Regions from separate parts of the Mus musculus genome. Here region 1 is linked to region 2. A link is a loop called in an ENCODE intact Hi-C map of the cell type or tissue named here. Cell type or tissue: left cerebral cortex. All regions are shown on one strand.

Region 1 (5,000 bases), 130 kb after region 2:
GTATTGTTCAATCAACATTCAACTCACAGTTTCTATGTGTGGTACACAATATTGAGTATGCAAATAAGGGTGGAGTTACTAAATCTCAATTACATTTATTTCTATAGTTACATGAGTGGGGTGGCTCAGCCGATAAAGGTGCTTGCTGCCAAACCAGACGACCTGAGTTCAATACCCACACCCACATGGAGGAAGGGATAGAACTGATTTCAGCAAGTTCTCCTCTGAGCGTCACACATATACTGTGTCAGGCAAGTGCCCTCCTAACAAATAAATAATATAATTTTAAAAAGTTTCTCTAGTCAATATTACAAGTTGATGTATAAAACAGAACAGTTGACATTGTTCTGGCTCAGTACCACAGCCATCAAAGATTCATAAACCCAGTTAATTATCTGTCACTTAACCTGGGTTCATACTGAAGTTAGTGTTTTCTAACAGTCAATTAGAAGATAGTATTATGCAGACAGAAACACGGTCTTGACTGTATCTTGATTTTGCCAACAACGACCACATGGAGTTTTGAATCTTGACAAGATTGTCCTTCTAGTAGGTAAACAGAACGGAGACCAGAAAATTAAGGCTAATTATCAATATTTTCCTTACAAAAAATTATCTGATGTTATTTTTTAAAAGATGAAAGGGAGACAGGACTCAAATAAGAAGCTCATAAGCAGGATAGAAATTAATCAGCCCTAACAACTGGTAAGTACAACCTTTGGAGATTTATTTGCATAACGATAATTTACGGGCGATAGGGTTGAACTTATTTAAGTGACATTATAGCTCACTATTCTGTCTTGCCCTAACACTGCTGCAGCACGGAATTCTTATGAAATGTAATGCAGCTAATGAGGTAGCTTTTTAACTGAACAAACTGACAGGCCCCATATCTGCAGAGGCAGCTTGAAACTGTGCCCAACCTCTTGGCTTCCCAAGAGGCTTTTCAAAATTCAATAAATAACATCTGTAGGCGATGTTGGGTGCAGACCTAGCAGAGTGCGTCATAACACTGTGCTGGCAGAACAAAGAAACCATGACGACTGCCAAGTTTCCATGGCAACTGCAGCGAGGCTCTGAGAGTATAATAGCACATCAATCACTGTCCAAAAGAACTTCATTATCAGCTAGAAAAAACCTTTAGGATCTGTTTAGTGTGCAATTGTGGGTTAACTCACCTCAAAGCCTTGCTCTCTAGCAAAAGTGGCAGCTTCCTGAAAAAAAAAAAAAAAAGGACAGTTAATTATAAAGTGCCAGATAATGAAGAAATAATTCATTCTGAAACTCATTCAGTCTTCTTTTTACACAATTATCTCAAGATACTCACATAGATTAATTTTTATTTTTACCCCAAAATATTTCCTTTTTGTCTTGGCATGAAAAACAATGGGCCACATGGTGTCAACACACTTCACACGCCAGGACAGGGAAGATGCTATGTGTTTTTACAGTGGCTGCCAATGAGTTCAGGTGTTCTGACCTCACTCAGAAAGGAAAGGCATTCACTTGAAACCCAAGGACCAGGCTGGTGGTTACACGTGTAATTAAAAGAGTACTTTTCAGGAAGCTCTTCTGGAGATGAGAATGCCTACTAATAGATATATAGATGCTGGAAACAATTATTTCCCAACCCCATGATGAAATTTATAGAGACAGGGGTCACCAGTGGGTTGTTAGAGTCATTGAGTGATAGGATGACAGGGAACCGGTTCTTCCCATGGAATCAAAGCAGCACAGATTACATGCTGGCCACGGGGAGCAAAGTGAAACTTTATAATGGAAGGGACCAAGCTGTCATCATTGTAAGCCTGTGGTCAGTCCTATCCACTAGCATCCCTCATAGTGGGATTGCCAAATATCCTGTGCCCCAGATATGGAGAATGGAGTTCACGGTATCAACCAGGATGTAGTCTAGCCAAAATATCTTCGCACCAATTAACCAAAAGTTTAGTTCAATAACTTGTATTTATGAGAAAAAGAGAGGAACAATTAAAGGAGAAAGTGAACGAATCTGTAAGGCGGGCACATTTACAAAGCAACTAGTAATGTTTCTTTAACTAATGGCAGCCTCAAAGATAAACTGGGAAGGGAAATGAACAAAACCAGCATATGACTGCATCTTATTTTAAACCAAACCAGCTGTGAAAGATGTTTCAACAGAGGTAATCTGAAAATCAGAGGATAGAAGGAATCGTCAGTTTGATATTAGGAATGATCAGTGTGACAAGGAAATTGTCTTTAACTTTTAGGGCTGTGTCCAGGAGTATTTAAGGGTAAAAAGCCACATACAAAATCTGTAACTTGGAATACTCTGCGAGAACAAAAGGAAGCGAACTTGACAAAACACTGGAACCTAGGTCTAAGATATACGGGGCGAATGCTTCCACTCTCTATACCCCTCAACCCCACCCTCCTGGGGTCTTGCTATATAGCCCTGGCTGGCCAGGAAATGCTATGCAGGCAAGACTAGCCACAAACTTGTATAGATCCACCTGCTTCTGTCTTCCAAGTGCTGAGATTAAAGGTTTGGGTCACCGTGCCTGGCTTTTGTCTAAGAGGAAAAGGTTAGAAAAGTTAACACCTAAAAGAATGTTTAAAAATTTTAATACACAAAGTTCTTCTAGCCTTTATACATATACATGTATGAGCACAATTTAATGAACATTATGCCATATGCTAATGCTTTTCTAACAGGCTACTGAAAGACAAAACAAAACAAACCACCCCAAACCAAAAAAACCCACCCATATCTATGTAACTAAGTCCTTACGCTTTCACTGTTTAGCTCGTGCATACATTTTAATTTTAGGAATCATAGAAAATGGAGGCAATATTACTTTTCATTTCTACTTCCCTCTTGAAAGTGAAAAAAATTGCAGACAACTGTCAAGAGTCTCTACATCTTAACTCACATTCCTCCAAAATTATCTTTGCCAAGAGATATTAATAGAAGAATGGGATTTGAGCCCAAGTGGTGAGCAGATCCAACTCAACTAGAACGACTGCTGCACCAAACCATGTAAGGCAGAAAGTACAGCCAGTGCCTTTAAAATAAATGTGGACAGTTCCTCCATGTTGAGGGAAATACTAATTAGGAAATACATGCATGTACTTATGGTCCACTATACTAATAACAGATTTAGAGAACCTATACTTTTGGGGTGTGGAAAAGTCAAAATGCGTGATTATAGATCAACAGTGGAGTTAACAGCAAGTCTTAAGCTGAGGGTTGATCCCCTCATTCACTAGAGAAAGAGCAGGCTGACTAGTGAGCCACAGTTGACAATGACACGCACACGCGTACCACACACACACACACACACACACACACACACACACACACACCACAAACCCTTGATGAATGGCTCAAGTAAGCAAGGTTACTCTCATTTCAATTTCCTTACAAAACAATGTTTATAGTTCACAAATAATATTTGCTGGCTGAGATATCAAGTCAAGTGAAAGGTTGAAAAGATATCAATGTGTTGTTTTCTAAGCCATCATAAATTTAAGTAAATGAATTCTTAGACGAATAATGCAACTGAATAGCTCTGGTGAAAACTACTACTACACTTACTATTATTTTAGATTTATTTGTTTTATGTATGAGTGTTTGGCCTGCATATATATTTGTGTACCATGTGCATAGTTGGTAGCTGTACTTATCAAGAGAGGGCATCAGATCCCCTGGAACTGGAGTTACCAATGGTTGTGAGCTACTGTGTAGGTGCTGGGAACCAAGCCTGAATCCTTTACAAGAGCAGCAAGTACTTTTAACAAGTAAGCCATCTCCCCAGCCCCTAAGAACTACTTTTCATGCCCAGCCTGGGCAACAGTGAATTGTAGGACACAGGGTGGGGGTGAGGGGGCTTCAGGGTCATTAAAAGAAAAGGAATCTGAGGAATTAAAATTGCTCTATGACAGAAAGACTGCAAGTCCATGCAGTAGTTAAACTGAGGCAAGGAGCAGTACTAGGAACCGAACTCAGGCCCTCAAGGTGCTAGAAGTGCCACATTACCAAGTTAAATCCCACATCTGGAACACTATTTGTATGAAAAAGGTTTTTAGATAACACAGGTTGGAGTGTGGGGAATCATAGAAGTGTGTCACCATGCATGGCTATGTTGTTTTAATTTTTAATGCCAGCTTTTTTGATCATATACTAATAAATTAACTGTAACTTGGTAAATTACAGAATAATGGCAAGAATATACTTATATATGTATTTTTTCTTTTAGACAAGAGCTCACATTATACAACCTAAGTTGATCTGAATCTTGGTATGTTGTCTGAGCTGGCTTTGAACTATCTCTGTTCCTGCCTCCATCTCTCAAGTGCTGGGATTTTAGGCTGTGTCACCGTGCTTTGTTATTAGACGCGTTCTCACGACCGGCCAGGAAAGACGCAACAAACCAGAATCTTCTGCGGCAAAGCTTTATTGCTTACATCTTCAGGAGCCAGAGTGCAAGAAGCAAGAGCGCAAGAAGCAAGAGAGAGAGAAAACGAAACCCCGTCCCTATTAAGGAGAATTCTCCTTCGCCTAGGACGTGTCACTCCCTGATTGGCTGCAGCCCATCGGCCGAGTTGACGTCACGAGGAAGGCAGAGCACATGGAGTGAAGAACCACCCTCGGCACATGCGCAGATTATTTGTTTACCACTTAGAACACAGCTGTCAGCGCCATCTTGTAACGGCGAATGTGGGCGCGGCTCCCCACATCTCCCCCTTTCCTTTTAATAAGAGCAAATAGGCCACCCATATTAATGAGAGTGGAGATAGAGGTCAAATCCCCAGTGTGTAGGTAAAGGAGCCATGTACAGGATTAGCTCTTAGGCTCACAGGCTTTTACCCAGAGCAACCCTGACCTGCTCCCGTGTCGTTTTGCCTGGGGGAAGGGAACTAGGACACTGAACCTTCATGAAAGATGACATGTCTCCCTAGAATAGGCTCATATATGCCGCAGAGCCTTTCCATTGCAGTGCTTAGCCGTGCAACTCTCT
Region 2 (5,000 bases):
CTAGATACAAATGTAGCTATTGCTCTGTATGTGGAAATCAAAGGCCAATTACTCACAAAACTAGCTTAGAAACTACAAGCCAGACACTTGGTTAAAACTTTTCTAACAGGGAAATGAAATGTCTAAGAAAGGTGCAGTGACAGGGCTCACATAAGTAAATGCACTTAGTGATAAATCTGAGTTTGATACCTTGGAACCCACGTGGTGAAGAAATCAGAACTCCAAAGTTGCACCAGTGCACATGTGTGTGGGCATTCATACAAGCACACACATGAACATATACACACACGAGCATATGCACGCACACACACTCAATAACTGTTAAAAAAGAAAAAAGTAATGTTATAATCATTTGTTAGAGCCCAGCGGTGGTGGCACACACCTTTAATCCCAGCATTGAGGAGGAAGAGGCAATCAATCTCTGTGAGTTGGTCAGACTGTTCAGGACTGTAAAGCTACTGAGAAAGAAGCCCTGTCTATAAATAAATAGATAAATAAGTGTCATATCTGCTTCACCCATCCTGTTTACTTTCTATTCACAGGTCTTACCTCTGATAGCGTCCACCTGTTTCCACAAGTAGTTCATTAGTCCTTAACACAACACAATCATCAGCATCCACCCAGAGGCCCAGGTACAGCCGAAAGGTCAAAGTTCAGCTGACCCTGTCACCTAAATTCTTCCTTTAAGTTAAAACTTTCCTTCCTCAGTTTTTCTTCGCTTACTTAAACACAGGGTTTTAACTACTACCTAGGCTGACCTCAAAAGCCAAAGATGACCAAGGATTACAGGCTCCTTACCCATTACTCCTTAAAAACAACAGCTCACATTCACTCTGCTACATGTATAATAAATTTCTAATAAGCAAGCAGTCAAGTGTATTTTAGAGTTGCATCAGGAAATGAAGGGTATACTAGTATGAGGAAGAATGTACTTTCTACAAACACCCACTTCGCTGGGGCTGGAGAGATAGAGGGCTTGGCGGGCACAGCATGGAAAGCAGGAGGTCCTGCGTTTGGATCTCCAGCACCCAGGTGAACGCTGAGCGTGGTTTAGACTGCCTGGAGTCCCAGCAAGAGCAGGTGAAGACAGGCAGCCTCCAGGAGCTCGACAGCAGACCGGCCAGCCTAGCAAAAATGGCCAACTACCACTTCGTAAGAGACTTTATGTCAAGGCAATATGGCAGGGAGAGATAGAGGAAGACATTCTATGTCGTGCCCTGGCCTCTGGATGTGCACACTTGTATGCATCAAATGCACAAAATGTGTTTGCATACATCTGCATGTATGTGTGTGCACAAGCACACACTACTGGAGTACAAAGAACTAACACAACTAAAGTCCCATGCGCTACTTCTACCTCTTGCCCATACAAATCTGTGCATACTCTTTCCCTTGAATTTCCTGGTATCTCCACCCCAAGTTCACTGGGTCTCTAGCTATTGCTGACAACTGTAATTCCTTATCACTGCTCCTTCATAACTTCCACTACTCTCACATGAACATTCTTTCTCCCAACTGCAATTGTTCAAACTCCTCCATGGTGCAGGTCACTAATTTGCCCTTCTTCTGCCTTTACCCTGCCAGGTCCCATTACTCCCTGCACTGTGCCCAAACCAAAGTCCTACCAAACTCAAAAATACCAAATGTTCTTGCCCAAGGTAGCAAGCATCCATGTCTCTTCCTAGGGACACTCTATGCTCTCCCTGTTCCTGCCACACCTTCAAGACTAGGCTTGAAGTTTACTCCAAACAACCCCAGCCATCAAAATTAAAGTCTCCATAACCTTTCTTGGCTCAATGAAGACTGGGGGCACAGTCCATCAAATTATAGCACCCAGACCTATTGCTCAGTGCTGCCCTCGTTCACAGCCACAGCCTTCCCCTAACTTTGAATCACCTGTCCTGATGAGATGTTCTAATATACTGCTGCAAATTACAAGCAGCCTCTCTCCATTCCCTGCTCATTAAAGTCTCTTCTGCTACCTTAGAAAATCTCCCAAACTTAACTAATCCATCCTTCCTTCTGTTTTCTTAATGTTTCATTTACCATGGGCCAGCAAACCACTATCCTATGCCAACATGAGGATTCAGCCTGATTCTTCCACCAAAGAAACTGTACCCGCCTCATGAACCCATCCCCAAGACGAACCAACACCAACTCAGCAATACTCTCTCATTTACCACACCCAAATTCATCCTTAGTGTGTCCCCAGTTAACGGCAATCTCGCCAGTCTGCAGCACTTCACCAGCCCTCACACAGTCCTAGGTACCCTTCCCACTTCCACCAAAATTTCGCCCCTCCCTACACCCCCTTCTACACCTGTTTCTACACCTCCCGTTTCCCATCTCATCTCCCGTTCTTTTAATCTTGCCCACGCCCTCGTCCGACCCCTCCATCCATCCTACCAGTTCACTCTTGCACAGAAATCCCCTCCCAGCCCAAGCCTTAGAATCCCTCTGCCCCGCCCCTCCCGACTTTGCCCCGCCCTTCCATTCCTGAGCCCCGCCCCTTGCCCCGTAGGCTCGGCCAGGGGCGGAGCTTATTCCTCCTCCCTCCTCTCCCCCGCCCCCTACCGTCACGCTCAGGGGCAGCCTGACCCCGAGCGGCCCCGCGGTGACCCTCGCGCAGGGGCCTGTGGGAGGGGCGTCGAGGGTCCCAGGCCACCCCCCCGTCGGTCCCCCGCCCGCCTAGTCTCCTCCCCCTGGGAACGCGCGGGGTGGGTGACAGACCTGGCCGCGCGCCACCACCACCGCGCCTGCCGGGGGCGCTGAATCTGCCTGAGAAAGAAGCTACGGCTGCCGCCTGGAGGAGGTGCCGTAGCGCCCGCCACCGCTGCCGCCGCCGCCAGGGGTAGGAGCTAAGCCGCCGCCATTTTGTGTCCCCCTGTTGTTGTCGTTGACATGAATCCGACATGACACTGATTACAGCCCAATGGAGTCTCATTAAACCCAAGACGCGGCCCCGCCCCGGCGCCGTTCCATTGGACGAGAGCACGAACACTTAGGGCCAACCGTTGGCCTACGGGTCTGTCCGTCACCCGCTCGCTAAACACTCTGCCCCCCATTGGGGCAAGTTCCTGCCGGTCATCTCGCCTCCACATAGACACACCTCTCGACCCATCATTTCCCCCCCCCCACCTCCGGCACCACCCCGAGGGAGGGTCGACTGCCAGTACCAATCAACAGACCGCGGGGCCCGCCTTTTCCGGGCACCTATTGGTCCAGCCCTTTTTCTCTCTCACAGACACCGCGCCACCTCTACTTCCACCTACCCGCCCCCTCTACCTCTAGAAATGGATTGGATCTAGGCGCAGGAGAGGCGCTTGGCCTTATTGGCTGTACACGACGCCAATCAGAAGCCTTTTTTCCTCTCCCCTCCCCCACTCAACCCCAAAGCCCCTAGCCCGCAGCTAAAGTTTGTGTGAGAGCTGATCGCTGGCGGCGGCCGCAGGATTTAGGGGTGGGCGCAGGCGGGCGCGCGCGGGCGGGCACGCGAAGTTAAAATTCGAGGTTCTCAGTCGCCTGCTCCCGCCGAGGAGCGCGCGGACGGGCGCGCCGCCCGGAGCGTTCCATCCAGCCCCCTCCTCCACCCTCTCTCCTGTCCTGTCCCGGGCGACTACTCGCCCGCCCCCTGGCTTGCACCCTACCCCCTTCACATACCCCCTACCCTGCCAGCCTCAGGCCGGGTGCAGGCGGAACGATCTCACTGCAGCCTCTTCGCCATCCCATACGGAGGGGGAGCAAGCCCCCTACCCACCGGGTGTGCACCCCCGGCTCCGCACTCGCCCGTGTCTGCAAGCACGTGCACTATTCGCCGCTGCCTCCGGCCACCCCGGTCCCCGGCTAACCTCGCCTCCAGCCCGGCCAATCGCTTGCTGCCCTTTGTTGCTGCAGACCGGGTCTCCCCGCTGCCTTCCTCAGCCTCCGCCTCGTCCTTTGCCAGCCGCCCGGGTCCGCAGCGCCGCGCTCCCCCCGCCCGGGACCCACCGCCGCCGCCTCCTTCTCCTCCTCCGCCTCCTCCTCCTCGGCTCCGGGCTGCAGCGCACAGAGCCCGAGGCAGCGCCGCCCAGCCCCGCTCCCCCCGCGCCGCCCGCTAGCCCGCCTGGCCCGGCCGGGGGCGCAGCCCGGACCCCGCCCGCCCCAGTCTCCGCCCCGGGGGTACCTGCCTCCGCCCCGGGGGGCTCCGCTCACCGCCCTCAGGGGAGGGCGGGGATGCCGGTGTCCGAAAGGATGGGGACGCCTGGGCTGTTTTGGGGTGGGGAGTGTGTCCGCCAGGTCTGGGACTGAGGTGCGGTCTTCTTAAACGCGCCCCCCCTCCCGCCGCCGTGGGCCCCAAACTTCGTCCTTCTCCCGGGTCTTGTACCCTCGGGCGACCGCGGCAGTTTTGGGGTGGGGGATGCCTCAGGAGCTGTCTCTACCCTGATCAGGAGGAAGAGGGAGCAGTGACATTCAGCGACTGCGGACAGGCATCCTCGGGTGGGAGTGGGGATGTCAGACGCAGGCTGGAGAGGGAAGCTGCCCCTCAGGATGCCCTCTCCCGGCCTGCGGGAGAGGCTGGCGAGCTCGGAGCTGCGTTCTGGGTGCTTCCTGGACTGTGCAGCTGGATAACATTGGGGTTGGGCGGGGGGCGACCGCTGGGGGGCCCTTCCCTCGTCTCCAACCAGCGCTGTAAGGAAAGCTGATGGCGAAGTTCGGTTTTCCAGGCTTCCCCTGGGCCCCCGGAGTTCCTGAGGCCCATACGAGGGAGGCTGGGGGATCCTCTGGCCGCCCAGGCAAGGCTACTCTAAAGGTGCCCACATGCCTTGCAGCGCCCTCCGGACTCTGGAGAAAACGTCCTGCTCTTCCCAGAGTTGGGTGGGATGCTGGTAAGAGATACTTGAGAGTATGAGAAAGGTAGACTTGAGAAAAGGCTCCTCCTAACAGAGTTTGAACAGTTTCTCTTCCCAGACCTTTGGGAAGAAGGGAAACAAACCTATGTCCCTGGGAAAGCCAAGTTTCCC

Evidence for each region. Peaks named below come from ENCODE experiments on the same cell type or tissue, not always from the same donor. Only the 100,000 strongest peaks of a DNase experiment are listed, where the experiment ranks them.
Region 1: a loop joins it to region 2, with 6 times the contacts of the local background. A loop is called at or near these places in 3 of 42 quality-filtered maps.

What each region holds. Positions count from the first base shown.
Region 1 is chr14:21,365,285-21,370,284 of GRCm38, reverse strand. It overlaps Adk (adenosine kinase), which reads right to left. Exons shown (of 11, transcript NM_134079.4): 8 at 1,179-1,214. Among named protein-coding and RNA genes, the nearest start is that of Gm52152, 51 kb to the left of the region's middle. In left cerebral cortex, no CTCF peak of the experiment used is centred here; DNase peaks (open chromatin) are centred at 974 and 2,961; H3K27ac peaks cover 2,899 bases.
Region 2 is chr14:21,498,809-21,503,808 of GRCm38, reverse strand. Kat6b (K(lysine) acetyltransferase 6B) reads right to left here and starts at 4,024. Exons shown (of 17, transcript NM_017479.3): 1 at 3,849-4,024. In left cerebral cortex, CTCF peaks have their summits at 2,586, 2,816 and 4,561 (motif pointing left); DNase peaks (open chromatin) are centred at 3,141, 3,888, 4,514, 4,785 and 1 more place; H3K4me3 peaks cover 2,944 bases; H3K27ac peaks cover 2,672 bases.